Regions from separate parts of the Homo sapiens genome. Here region 1 is linked to region 2. A link is a loop called in an ENCODE intact Hi-C map of the cell type or tissue named here. Cell type or tissue: body of pancreas. All regions are shown on one strand. Links, peaks and the distances in the headings refer to the core of each region. The heading gives the core; the rest is flanking DNA.

Region 1 (2,804 bases), core at 221-2,720, 72 kb before region 2:
TGGCCAACATAGTGAAACCCCATCTCTACAAAAACACAAAAATTAGCCCGGCATGATGGTGCGTGCCTGTAATCACAGCTACTAGGGAGGCTGAGGCAGGAGAATCGCTTGTGAACCCGGGAGGTGGAGCTTGCAGTGAGCTGAGATCACGCCACTGCACTCCAGCCTGGGCGACAGAGTGAGACTCCATTTCAAAAAAAAAAAAAAAAAAAAAGAACTCAAACCAAAAATTCCATAAACAAAGAGGTTCTCAAGTCTTGCTGAATCACACTTTTTATACTGCACTGAATTAGAATATCCAGGGGTAAGGTCCAGGAATGTGTATTTTAAGGAATCTGCCCAGGTAATTCTGATGACCTTGCTGCCATTAAGGTATTTAGTTAACAGGTACAAGCGAGAATGCGTTCAGAGTGAAACCCCATTATATACAGCACATCTCAATTGTATCTAGAAGAGGCAAATAATGCTTTATAGAAATAGATCTGCTGGGAGCGTGGCTCATGCCTATAATCCCAGGACTTTGGGAGGCTGAGGTGGGTGGATCCCCTGAGCTCAGGAGTTCGAGATCAGCCTGGGCAACATGGTGAGACCCCGTTTTCTACCAAAAATACAAAAAATTAGCTGGCGTGGTGGCACACACCTGTGGTCCCAGCTACTTGGGAGGCTGAGGTGGGAGGATTGCTTGATTCTGGGAGGTGGAGGTTGCAATGAATCGAGATCATGCCACTGCACTCCAACCTGGGTAACAGAGTGAGACCCCCCATCTCAAAAAAAAAAAAAAAAGAGAAAAGAAAAGAAATAGATCTATCTACAATAAAAACCTGATAAAGAATAGCTTTATTGTAACTTTCTAACCCAATTCTATGAATGGGCTTCAGAAGACCCTGTCAGCAATTCTGCAAGTGTCATCCAGGCATAGTTACCTATATGAGCATCATGGGTGAGATGAAGGCGCATGGGAGGCAGGGTGGATGTATTTGAGGCCCTGCCTTCAACCTACTGAAAGAAAATCTCTGGAAGTGGAGCCCAAGAGTATATATATACATTTTTAACAACTCCCTGGAAAATTCCAGAACATACTAATATTTGAGAGGTTCAGTTCTCGGTTCTAGTTTTGGGTTTGCTATGAGCTAGTTCTATAACCTTGGTCAAATAACAACATTTCTCAGGTACTTCATCTATATCATGTACAGACTGGGTCATCTCCAAAACACCTCCTAGCTCTAACATGATATGATTCTAACTAAACACAACATTTCACCTTCTTTGCAGAGCTGTAAATATCTTCTCGGTTGCTGCAGTCTACCACAAAGGTATGAACCTTGGCACCCAGTCCCTTGCATTTGGCAGCTGTTTCCTCCAGTCCATGCTAGAAAAAGCAAAAAAGAGGGCAAGGTAATAATTGATATGAACATATTATATCGACAGCTGAAAATAATTAAAAATAATTTTTAAAAAGTAGTGAGATTCTTTCCATTTGAATTGGGCAAGATTGTTAACAACACATTTTTGGCAGGTATATAGGCACATTTTGCTTTTAGTATTTTGACTAGCTTCTTTTATTTGGAGCTGAATTTAAAGCAAGCTTCTTAAAAGAAGATAAAAATCTTAAAATACTAGTTTTTATATTTATGAACTTTGAATACTTTGTGAATGTTGGTATCTCTGTGTATTCCATATCAGGCTTTAAAAAATGTAACATTAAACTTTTTTCCATGTCATTAAAAACTATTCATGGATGTCAGTTTACTGTCTGCAAAAGAAATAATGAGTTAACCACAGTTCATTAAACCATTTGTTCTTTCAGCATTTTAATGTGAAGGTCATATTCACTGAGCTTAGAAAAACCTTGACACAAATATGAATGAGGTAGAGTCCCGACCCCAAGAAGTTCTCTGTGTAGTAGAAAGAAACATAAGTATCATAGTTAAGTAGGACCACGTAATACTGTTATTGTTTTGATAATAAAAGATTGAATATTGGCAGTTTCAACCTAATACATTGTGATGAGTATCACAGCAGAGTTCTATACAGGGAGTTACGGGAACACAGAGGGGCACACAATACAATTCCAGCAGTGGTTTGCCATGCCCTTTCACTTGCTTTCCCCAGGGTGAAAGGACACATCAGGCAGGGTGTGGGCAATGACAGATAGGAGATTGGTCTTGTGGAAACCACTAGTAGGATTAGTGTTGTTGGATGGATCATAAAGGTCAAGGCCAGAAGAAGTTCAGATTAAGGTCCCACATGTCATATTAAGATTTATCAAAAAATGAATGAGGAGCCACTGATTAAATTATAGTGTCAGGTTTATGTGTCGTATTGATTATTTTGGCTGATGTATGGAGGGTGGATTTTAGGGGTCAACACTGGAGGAAGAAAAAAACTGAGAGGCAGTTACAGTGATTCAGGTAATAGATGACACAAACTTGAAATGTGGCATTAGTAGAAAAAATGTAGAGGAAAGAATATCCTTTAAAATATATGTTTAGAAGGTAAAATCAGTAAGACTTGGTGAGTAGATGAGGAAGGATGGGAAGGAGCCACATCTGACATCTTTGCTTTCTAGTTTTGGTAGCTGGCAAGATCACGCTGCCACATGTCAGACAGAGATGACAGCAGATTTGAGGAAAAGGGGTTATGAGTCCAATTTGGGGCGCCAATTTTGAGTCAACTTAAGTTTAGGATCATACCATTGGGGTTTTTTGTTGTTGTTGTTATCTTTGCTTGTTTGCTTTTGGCCAATTTTTGCCTTTTTTTTTTTTTAACTTTTAAGAGAATGTCTCAAAAGATATTTTGGATGA
Region 2 (2,804 bases), core at 182-2,681:
AAATCATATTGCCCAAATTTGACTGTTCTCAGATTCTGAAATTAGAGTTTGAAGTGTTGAGGGTTTCATGATTTATTTATTTGTTTTGAGACAGTGTCTGGCTCTGTCACCAGGCTGGAGTGCAGTGATGCGATCTCGGCTCACTGCAACCTCTGCCTCACGGGTTCATGCGATTCTCCTGCCTCAGCCTCCTGAGTAGCTGGGACTACAGGTGTTCTCCACCATGCCCAGCTAATTTTTGTGTTTTTAGTAGAGACGAGGTTTCACCATGTTGGCCAGGATGGTCTTGATCTCTTGACCTCATGATCCGCCCACCTCCGCCTCCCAAAGTGCTGGTATTACAGGCATGAGCCACCACGCCTGGCCTGAGGGTTTCATGATTTTTAAAGCTGCCTCAAAAGAGAATATTGTTCTTTGGGAAATTTGAAACAAGCACATGAAGTACTACATTAAAAGTTTTATGATATTTACATTTCTTTCTTTTTTTCTTTCTTTCTTTCTTTTTTTTTTTTTTTGAGACAGAGTCTCGCTGTGTTGCCCAGGCTGGAGTGCAGTGGCGCGATCTTGGCTCACTGCTACCTCCACCTCCTGGGTTCAAGTAATTTCTCCTGTCTTAGCCTCCCGAGTAGCCGGGACTACAGGCACCTACCACCATGCATGGCTAATTTTTTTTGTATTTTTAGTAGAGACAGGGTTTCACCTTGTTGGTCAGGCTGGTCTCGAACTCCTGACCTCAGGTGATCCACCCGCCTCAGCCTCCCAAAGTGCTGCGATTACAGGCGTGAGCCACCGCGCCCGGCTATTTACATTTCTTTAAAAAAATTTTGATAGAAACACATAATGTCAAATTTACCATCTAAACTGTTGAAGGTACAGCTCAGTAGCATTAAGTATGTTCATGTTGTTGGGCAACAGGATATTTACATTTCTGATGCTAGTGAAGGTAACATGCTCTGCTGTACTCACTACACCTTGGACTTTTAAAAAATTTGTCTTCTTTTGAAAATAGATATATAAGGGATATGTTGATGATCCTCGAAACACTGATAATGCATGGATGGAGACAGAAGCTGTGAACTACCATGACGAAACAGGTAACTTTATATTTATTAAACTGGCTGGGATTAAAGGATCAATTTAAGCCATTAGCCCACTAAGGCATGATTAAATCTGGACTATTTAGCATCTTAAACCAATTAACTGTTGATTGTAGGACTGTAGTTATATGAAAGCAAAATTGTTGGTATTAAAGGAATACATAGAAGAAATCTTCAAAACTTTTATCACCAGTGACTAAATTTTCTTTAATCCATTGGTAACATTTGAAATTAAGGATGAAATTATGGGCTAAAATGATATGCTTTAAAGATGTCAGATTATTTATTGAGTATAGTTCCCTTTTTTTGCAAAACAAAAGCAACTGGGATTTGGGTAGGAAGTATGGCAATGATAAAGGAAATGGGATTTATATCTTACTATTTCAAATATTTTTATAATAATCTTGGATTGTTAATACACAAAGCAATAACAAAAAATTCCAAGTACTGAAAAAATTTTAAATGAATGCTGTTTCTGGTGTATGGAATTTAAAATTTTATGAGGAGGGTCAAACCTGTTATTACAGAAGGAGAAAGGAAAAATCTGCTGTCTTAAAAATTAATTTGGTCTTAATGTACACATTGAATGGCTCCCTTGAAACATATTTTATTGCTAAATTTGATTTGTTTTTATTTGTAGCATAAAAGTGGGGGCACCATGCTAGAGAAATGAAATGAATGTTCCACTCATAGTTCTTTCTGAGCTGTGTAACCTTGTACAAATCATTTGTCCTCTTGGACTCAGTTTTTTCACTTACAAAATGGGCTAGAACTAGATCTGTCATTTCCATATCCTGTGCTTTTGCTTGTTGAACTTGGAGGAAACTCCTGGGACCATTTTCTATTCCTGTATTTCCACTAAGGTGTATTAGAAGAGTTTATCCTAGTATGAAAACTTAGAAGAAATATGCAGATGTAAATTAGAAGCAGGTCTGTACAACTTTAGTACTGATAAATTTGTTAACTACTTTAAAGTTTTGGAGTTAAAAACAATGACTGATCCTCCAGAAGTTGATTATAGAGTTTATGGATTGTTCACTGTTTTTACCCTATCTTTTTCTCTCTTTAAACTTAAAAAATTTTGTTTTGATAATTCCAAAATCTCTGCCATATTTGAGTTCGGTTTTAATATTTGCTTTGTTTCTTTAGGCTATGTTTTTTGCCTTTTAGCGTGCTTTTAGTGCTTTTTTTTCTTTTTTCTTTTTTTTTTTTTTTAACCCCGAGATGGAGTCTTGCTCTGTCACCCACGCTGGAGTGCAGTGGCATGATAATGGCTCACTGCAACCTCTGCCTCTCGGGTTCAGGCGATTCTCCTGCCTCAGACTCTCAAGTAGCTGGTACTACAGGCATGCACCACCATGCCTGGCTAATTTTTGTATTTTTAGTAGAGATGGGGTTTCACCATGTTGGCCAGGCTGGTCTCAAACTCCTTACTTCAGGTAATCCACCCACCTTGGCCTCCCAAAGTGCTGGGATTACAGTCATGAGCCACTGCGCCTGGCTGTAGTGCTTTTTTGAAAATTGACCATGATATAACTTGTAAGGGAACTAAGGCAAATAGTTCTTTAGCGTGAGGTTTTATGTTTATCTGGCTAGGAGTTAGGCTGTGTTTTTTGTTTGCTGTCATTGTATGTGTCAGAGGCTAAAATTTCCTCTAGTTTTGGGTTTCCCTGGAGACTTATTAAATGAGGTCTGAAGCATGCCCTT

The links. Peaks named below come from ENCODE experiments on the same cell type or tissue, not always from the same donor. Only the 100,000 strongest peaks of a DNase experiment are listed, where the experiment ranks them.
Region 1: a loop joins it to region 2, with 2.2 times the contacts of the local background. A loop is called at or near these places in 97 of 110 quality-filtered maps.

What each region holds. Positions count from the first base shown.
Region 1 is chr4:87,380,994-87,383,797 of GRCh38, forward strand. It overlaps HSD17B11 (hydroxysteroid 17-beta dehydrogenase 11), which reads right to left. Exons shown (of 7, transcript NM_016245.5): 2 at 1,262-1,369. Among named protein-coding and RNA genes, the nearest start is that of HSD17B11, 8.8 kb to the right of the region's middle. In body of pancreas, for the core only: no CTCF peak of the experiment used is centred there; a DNase peak (open chromatin) is centred at 1,338.
Region 2 is chr4:87,453,362-87,456,165 of GRCh38, forward strand. NUDT9 (nudix hydrolase 9) reads left to right here. Exons shown (of 8, transcript NM_024047.5): 7 at 1,010-1,094. Among named protein-coding and RNA genes, the nearest start is that of SCPPPQ1, 16 kb to the right of the region's middle. In body of pancreas, for the core only: no CTCF peak of the experiment used is centred there; no DNase peak of the experiment used is centred there.